2 separate regions of the Homo sapiens genome follow, and region 1 is linked to region 2. Evidence: read pairs that join two places in POLR2A ChIA-PET (ENCODE). Cell type or tissue: K562. All regions are shown on one strand. Each heading gives the region's core, and the rest is flanking DNA. Links, peaks and the distances in the headings are about the cores only. Region 1 has its middle 450 kb from the start of SOX5. Region 2 has its middle 530 kb from the start of SOX5.

Evidence for each region. ChIA-PET counts read pairs that join two places held together with the same protein. Peaks named below come from ENCODE experiments on the same cell type or tissue, not always from the same donor. Only the 100,000 strongest peaks of a DNase experiment are listed, where the experiment ranks them.
Region 1: POLR2A ChIA-PET joins it to region 2 with 5 read pairs; 1 of 35 experiments calls an interaction of 5 or more read pairs at or near these places.

The regions. Positions count from the first base shown.
Region 1 is chr12:23,501,610-23,506,009 of GRCh38, forward strand. No RefSeq gene overlaps it. Among named protein-coding and RNA genes, the nearest start is that of SOX5, 450 kb to the right of the region's middle. In K562, for the core only: a CTCF peak has its summit at 2,609 (motif pointing right); a DNase peak (open chromatin) is centred at 2,622.
Region 2 is chr12:23,421,351-23,425,750 of GRCh38, forward strand. No RefSeq gene overlaps it. Among named protein-coding and RNA genes, the nearest start is that of SOX5, 530 kb to the right of the region's middle. In K562, for the core only: no CTCF peak of the experiment used is centred there; a DNase peak (open chromatin) is centred at 2,141.

The sequences.
Region 1 (4,400 bases), core at 128-4,127, 80 kb after region 2:
TTCTTAAACTTTCAGAAAAACCTACCATGTATCCATCAATGTCTTGTAGAATGGAAATGAAAAGGAAAAAAATTACATTTCATTTCTGAATTTATTTTTGTCAAATAAAAAACAAATCCAGATTTAGCAGGAAAAGACTACATTCTAAAGGACATGGCAAGAAGGGAGTTTGGGGTTTCAAGGGGGACAATTACAATAGAGAGAACTCTCTGACCATCGAATCTGCAAGAATCTCTGGGATTAGGCAAAAAGATGTTTCCTATTTTATTTTTTTTTTTGAGACAGAGTTTTGCTCTGTCACTCAGGCTGGAGTGCAATGGCACGATCTTGGCTCACTGCAACCTCCACCTCCTGAGTTCCAGTGATTCTCCTGCCTCAGCCTCCCAAGTAGCTGGGACTACAGAAGTGTGCCACCACACCTGGCTAAGTTTTGTATTTTTAGTAGAGATGGGGTTTTGCCATGTTGGCCAGGATGTTCTCAAACTCCTGACCTCAGATGATCCTCCCACCTCAGCCTCCCAAAATGCTGGGATTACAGGCGTGAGCCACCACACCCCGCCAAAGAGTTTTCTTTTATAGCGAGAAATAAACAAGGCTAGAAAGAACCAGGTGTGGGGGAAGTGGTATGGAAGGGTAGCCTGGTGAACTAGTAGATCCAGGCATGTTTGACCATCAGGCCAGGCTACTCTTAGAAGGGGCTATAAGCTGGCTCAAACTGAGGGTGAGTCAATGTTCAGGGCCTGAGGGAAGGAGAGAAGCTTAACCAAAATTTGATAAACCAGTATTTTGTTCTGAGTGAGACAAGCAGTTCAGCTAACTATTTAGGAGGTGAAGAATGGAAATTTGAAAGACTGCATCTGGCCTTATCATAGGAAAACAGGGCAGACATCCTTGAATCTTATCTAAATCATTTGGGGAAGGGTAATTCTTTGCGGTAAGCCATTTTCTGAAACACAAAGCGTTTCAGAAACTACTCTTCTCCAGGAACGTAGGGATCAGGCAAGATTCAACACTGTCAACTTGGAGCAAGAAGGAAATAGCTGTGAGAAGTGACATGAGAGTCAGATAAGAGACCTGTGGAAGTAAGAATTGAAAGTCACCAAGATGATACCTGAAGCCTCCAGAAATGCACAGAAATCTTGTGCAAGCTTTGTGGAATAAACAGTCATGGCTGGTCCTATTCCATTATAATAATGAACATGTGTCTGCCTCCATGCGAACACTAGACTGTAAGCTCCTAGAGGACACATAGTTTGCCTTCTCTCTCTGTGTCCATTGCACCCGACATCAAACAAGTGACAAAAACCAAACCTGTGTTTCTAGTGCCCTGTCCCTTAATACATGTCATTATTATAGGGAAAGCACACAGGTTTTTTTTTAACCAAAGTAAAGCTGAACTTACTCTGTGGATGCATAAGACAGCCATGGGAAGGAGCACCCGAGACGACAAGCCCAGCACCGGGTAATGCAGGTAGAGGACGGGCGGGCACTGACTGCCTCTACTGTGGGAGAAGCAGGAAGAGCTGAGAACTAACAGGAGTCAGCAGTGGAGAAAAGGAGAGGAATTGCAAAAGCACCTGGTGTGAATAAGCCATGAATAAATTGAGACGTAAAAGTCAGGGACCCAGTTCTAGGACACAATGCATTTATTAACAATGGATAGGCATGGCTTATGTTTTTTAAGCTTGTTGTTAGTAGAACTGCTGAAGACTCACTTATATTATTGCTGGGATTTTAGTCAGTTAATTCTTTCCTTCCAAAGTACTGAGTAAAATAATTTTTAGTGATATGGTGTCAATCATTAATGAACAACAAGCTAAGTGGTCGACATCCAGGTGTTTGAGGAAACTCCACCGTTGCTTCCATCAACTCAATCAGATTTACACGGGCTGGTGTCCACCATTAGATATAGCCTGGCCACCTGGTCTTAAACACACATTTACCCACTTGGTGGAGATTTGTTGAAAAGACATGACAAAAAGAGCTTCACAGCATTAATACCCAGACACAAGAGTGAGTATGTTCTCACAAGGGGACTGTATTATGATTGGGGTATACTTTGCAGTGTTCAGTAAGCTCTAGTTAGTCTTTTAGAAGATAACACTAATGTGAATTCAAACCTCCTGTTGCCATTATCTAAGTCAAGGCACAGCTGGAAGCCCTCAAAGCCCGGACTAGTCTTTCTTATTCCATACTGTTTGCAGGAGGAGAGAAGAAGCGCAAAGGGATATTCTAATTTGAGAGGAAAGCCCACAAAGAAAATGTGATAAAACAGCAAAGGCTATATATAAGGTACAAAAAAATAAATAAAAGCAAGGGAAGAATTCATGCATTCAGAAAAACCAGGAGCAGAACAGAAGGTAGAGGAAGTACAGGAATAGAAGGAAGGGGAGAACAAAAATGCCAGAGCCACTTGGGCAATTTCTTTTTCCTGAAGCTTGTTATGGGGACAAAAGAATTCTCCATTACTTAGTTCATAATATGAAGACCTTGGAAAGGGACAAGAAAAGAGACTGGAACTAGCCTGGAGGGAGGGGGCTTATGAAATCTGTTTGAGAAAAGACTAGGCCCACACAAGAGTGCAGGGAGATCACATGCACCAGGAGGAGGCAGTAGTGGATCCATCTCCCTGCAGACAGTCTGCTCTGGAAGGAAGAGAAAGCCCTGAGGTACCAGCCCACACGTGTTCCAATGGTAGCACTGGGAGAGCAAGTAGAACTCACGGACATGTGGTCATGGTAAATTTTGTTGCCTATATCTAGAAACAGATGGGGACACAGGAAAAATAAGCAAAGTGGAAATGAAGCAATGGAAATTAAGTAGATTCCAACAAATAGAAATATGTCAAAAACGGGTCAGAGACAAGTGTACCAGCCAGGGAACAAACCATTTATTCCACATATGGTAGCTATATTGCTAACTGGTAGTTTTTAAAGTGTTACTATGGCTTTGGGGAACTAGGAGTCCTGATATTATTCTTAATTTCAAAAGATATTTTGTCTTGTGCCTGTGCTTTTGTTGGTGCCTCAGATCTCTGTTGGAAGCTGTAACAGCACAAATATAGTGTAAAGCAAAAATAAAATTCCAGGGTCTGTTTTCTGTAATGTGATGTTATATCAGAGTCAGGCCTTACCAACGGACTGAATGAAACCTCTTCTTGGCCACGGGGACCCAAAGAAACCTGAAAAACTAGTTCAGGCCATGATGGGAATGTGGGGTGGGACATGCCTCATTATACTCTCCTCCCTTTGGAGTTCAAGCACAGCTGACCAGTATTAACGTACTATAGAGATCCTAAGACTGGCAGAACAGACTGTTCATAGCAATAAGATACTAACTCCAACCTGACTCTGATGTAACATCACAAGACAGAAAATAGACCCTAAAAGGAAATCAAAGTATTTTACTCCAAAATATATTTCTTTGACATACTTTGAAATGGTTCTGCAAAGCTGTCTCTTGTTGGGGAAATTTGCATTCTGTAGAGAATCCCCTTTCCTTATTAGGTCTCTCTGGGGTCTGACACATTTGATAAGACACACTCACATCTATTCTCTTTGAAGCCAGCTACCTGGAGGCTTCATCTACATGACAAGACCCATGACTTCCACTATCCTGCCCCTTACCTTAACTAAAACTGACTTCAACTCTTCAGGGAGAGCATAACCCTTTCAATCAACTTCCAATCAGGAAATCTTTACATCCGTCTATGACCTGGAAGCTCCCACTTCCTGATGTCCCATCTTTCCAGGCTGAACCAATGTACACCTTACATGTATTGATTTATGTCTTTGCCTGTAACTTCTATCTCCCTAAAATGTATAAAATCAAGTTGTAACCCAACCACCTTGGTCTCCTGTTCTCAGAACTCCCTGAGGCTGTGTCATGGGTCATGATCCATAACCTTGGCAAAATAAACTTCTAAATTGATTGATACCTGTTTCAGATACTTTTTACTTTACAGTAGAAAACTTGAGCATTTTCAATCACAATGGTCAGTTATAAATTGCTCAAAAGTAAATATTTGAGAAGTTTTTTTTTCTTTTCTTACAAATATACTTTTAGATTAAGTAAATGGAATATGTGATTTGTGTTTGGAACTTATTTAAAATACTTCATGATATCAACCTCATAAAATAAATGATGTGTTTTAAGAAGAACTATGTCAGAACACTACTTATAATTCTCTGTTAGAAATACTATCACTAGTATTATTCAATTTCACTCATGTCCCTGTGAAGAGACCACCAAACAGGCTTTGTGTGAGCAATAAAGCTTTTTAATCACCTGGGGGCAGGCAGGCTGAATCTGAAAAGAGAGTCAGCAAAGGGAGATAGGGGTGGGGCCATTTTATAAGATTTGGGTAGGTAAAGGGAAGTTACAGTCAAAGGGGGGTTGTT
Region 2 (4,400 bases), core at 243-4,242:
ACTTTGGAGAGTTAAGGCAATCTTCTCATGCTTTATCAACTGCATCCTTATAAAATGTCTTAGAGTTGAATTTATATATACATCTTCCAATTATGACAGGTCGCACTCAACTTTTGGGGAAAAGTCACTGGCAGAGGCTAAACGCATCCCTGTGAATTTTATAAGATTAACAGGGAAGAAGAGAGGGGAGAAATGAAAATATGCCCAGCCTGAGCACATTTATCATTCATCATGAGGTCAGCCGGCTCTCTGACCTGCTACCTCAGAGTGGTTTGCTGCCTAGCACCTCAGAATCATGTAGACCCTGTCATATGATTAGAGTTCCCCTAACCACCCTATAGATAATAGCTTAAGCATTGTGAAATGTTGTTTGCCCTTTGAGCTATTCTTTCAGGTCCTGCATACCACTCACATCAACTGATCTGAAGGACCCAAAGAGGAGCTGACTCACCAAAGAATGCAGTTTCTACGTCCTAATGATTTCATCCTTCTTACCCTAACCAAGCAACGACCCCAGTTTTCCAGCCCCTTGCCTTCCATGATCCCCTTAGCGATCCTAGCCCGGATCTCCTAGGAGAGATCGATTTCAAGGGTCCCTCCCATCTCCTCGTTTGGCTGCCCTGTGATCCTTAACCTGTTTCTCCTCTGCAAACCCTGAGGTCTTGCTGTACTGGTCTGTTATTGCACAGTGGGCATATGAACCCATTGATCTTGTAACAAGGTGTACAGCAAATTTTCCACATACCTAATTTTAAACTTCTCACACAAACATCAGTTACATCTATATGTCAAGTAACATCAAGATGAATTATACATCAGTCAGTGCTCTTAACATAATTATCAACAGACTTCTTAATTAACCTGCCAATTCTCTCCAAACTAAAGTTCACTTTGGCTTTATCTATGAGAGTAGGTTAAGCACTTTTTCTTCCATTGAGTTTTTATTGGCTGTATTGCCTGCAGGGTCATATAGCCCAGGGGAGTACTGCAGCACACACACAAGTGAGAACTTAAAATGTACTTTTTTTGTGACACTTCAGCACTTCATACACAGTTGAGATAGTTGTTTCAATAATGTAAGCTTTCTTTACCTATTACACGGATCACCCATGTTAAGCTACTCTTCTGTTTATTGAGTTTGATTTACTGTCAAAGACTCTGAATGTGGAAATAAACCACAGGAATCAATTGAAAATGGGGGAAAGAAAGATCATCTCTAACTTCCCCTCCCAATTCTAACAGACAGCAGCTCTTTAATGCCACCTCTAGGATAATTCCCTATGCAGCATCATAATGAAGACTTATAACTAGAAATATACAATGTAAGAGAACAATGGAAGCTACCAATTAGGGAACACTCATTATGAAACAAAACTATGCCAGGAGTCAGCATACTTTTTCTGAAAAGGGCCAAATAGCAAGTATTTTAGGCATTACAAGCTATATGGTCTCTTTAGAAACTACTCAGCCCTGCCATTATGACATTGAAGCAGGTTTTGAAAAACATAAACAAATGAGAATGGTTTTATTTTAATAACATTTTCAGTATAAAAACCTGCATTTGGCTGGGGCCTCGCAAATGATATGTATGTTTTCTATAGTCGCTATGACAAACATCAAAGAAAGGCATTATTTAATTCTGTAGATGAGGAAACTGGGATTCAAAGAGATTTTGTATACATCAGATCTAACTGGGAAAACAGAACTGACCACCAGTAATTCGGTAGAGGGCATTTGATACAAAGCACCAGTTAAAAGGATGTTAGAAGTGCTAAGTGCCAAAGAGGGTATAGTAAGACAACCCCAAGGTTAGCAACAGAAGGAAGTTGCTACCATCCAAAAGGAGGCGGTGGCATTCCTAGAGCTCAGAAGCTGTCCGCCAGGAACCTCACTGGAAAGGTATATCCGGAGTCCTGGGATCCTGGAAGAGATGCAGCCCCTTTGGTGATCCAGCAGAAAGGGGAAGACGTGCCCTGTCATCCTGCTTCCTGCCCCCAAATTTCCCACCACAGTGGTGGATCTTAGCTGAATTTTAGTTTGCAGATAACAGCTTCTTGAAGTACAGAGCACAACAGGGAATTTATCTCAGAGCACACAAAAAAGATCAAGTCATAGTAACATTGTCATGATTAGAATCTCGACCTGTCTCCTTCAACTGCCATGCATTTTCACTGTACAACAGTGTAAGTAGAGTTTGCCTCTTATCTTTTCTTCTCACATTTTACAAATGTGATATTTCTTAGGCTCAAAAATATAGCTCTTGAAATTTCTAGCTTTACTCTACAGCACTCAACATTCTCTTTCTGTAAAAAAAATGAAACAGTGTTGTCCATATCCACAGAAAAGTGAAGGTAGTTCTGTTAATTTGCCAATGACTTATTTCACAGTGTTGAAAAGAATGTGTTTACAAAAATTTTAGCTGGTTTTCTATGTTATTTATTTAAACCTTCATATGGGATACACATGAGGACCATCCTAATTTTATTTGAGTATTAAGATGGTAGATTTTTATTCCTCTTAAACCTAGTTTCACAAGATTATTTTCAGGATAGATAGTAAAACAGTCGTTGGTAGTTTGACAACCTTAGTAGTATCTACAAACATTACTCAAAAGATAACCTGTCTTGCTGTTTGCTAAAGTCACTTTGAACATATGCAGGCTATATGATAGCTGGCAGAATGGTTAATTTTAAAGCTCCATAGGGGGTTACAAGAAGGCAAGATGGACAATAAATTGAGATGCCCAGAAATTATCATTTACTCCAAGATTCTCTACCCTCTTGGGGAAACTTTTCAGTTACATTTCAACATGGAAATTTTTCCTCACCCGAAGATCCAGAGTTAGAATCAATAACATCATGAACAGACCAAGCAAATCAGTGAAAGCTTTTCAAAGAGATGGTAAAGAAAGCTATGGCACCACACAGACGGTGTGAGCGGTCCTCCCTCACACCAAAAAAAAAAAAAAAGAGGCAACAGGAATTTGCAGAATGTACAGTTGACCCTTGAACAACATAGGTTTGAACTACATGGATCCACTTATACACAGACTTTTTCAATAAATATGTTGGAAAAAATTTTAGAGATTTGAGACAGTTTGAAAAAACTCACAGATGAACTACATAGCCTAGAAATATTTTTTTAAAATAAGAAAATGTCGAGTATGTCATGAATATATAAAATATATGTAGCTTCCAGTCTCATCATTTGCTACCATAAAACACACACAAATCTATTATAAAAAGTTAAAATGTACCAAAACTTACATACCTAAACACACACTGTAATGGTGCCATTTGCAATCGAGAGAAATGTAAACAAATGTAAAGATATATTATGAAATTGTAACTGCATTAAATGAACGGTAGTACACATAATGTACTACTGGAATAACTTTGTAGCCACCTCTTGTTACTATGGTGGTGAGCTCAAGTGTTGCCAGTGTCCGCTTAAGCCATGCTGTGACGCTAATCATCTCTGAGTAAGCAGTTGTCTCTGCAGTAAATTGCGTGTCACAGTAAAAAGTGATCTCTCGTGGTTCTCGAGTATTTTTCATTGTGTTCGGTGCAAAACAGTAAACCTTGAATAACACCATGGTGGGACCCATACGAAGTGCCACTAATGATGCTGGAAATATTCCCAAGAAGCAGAAAAAAGTCATGACATTACAAGAAACAGTTGAATTGCTTGATATGTACCATAGATTGAGGTCTGCAGCTGCAGTTGCCCGCCATTTGAGAAGGACAATTCATCTTGTAAACTGATGATGTAAACTTAAGGTATCATATATACAGTATAGTACTGTGAATGTGTTTTCTCTTCCTTATGATTTTCTTAATAACATTTTGTTTCCTCTAGCTCCCTTATTACAAGAATACAGCATATAATACATATAGCATAAAAAACATGTGTTAACTGACTGTTTATGTTATCTGAGAGGCTTCCTATCAACAGTAGGCTACTAATAGTTAGATTTGGGGGGAGTGAAAAGTTACATGTGGATTTTTGATGGCATGGGGGGTTGGCACCCCTAATCCCCACAGTGTTCAAGGATCAACTGTACTTAAAATGGAAGCCTGTCACTTAAATGTAAGTATAATTAAAAATCTATAATCTGAATTCAGAATTTGAATTTTAAACAATTGCAGATGGGAAGACTAAGAGTTCTCTGTGGTTGGAATTCTAACTCCAGTAACAAAATGCAATAATCGCTCCACAGACATGGAAACAAAGAGGAGGCCCAGGGGACATTTCAAACTTACACCCTAAGAGAAGACACTTGCTTTAGCTACACTCACCTTTATGCCACATCCACCACTTCCTGAGGAGAAATTAAACAGAACTACACCATCTATTATTTACAATCAGCTATGTATTTATTTCCTTTTAGATGTTCTGAA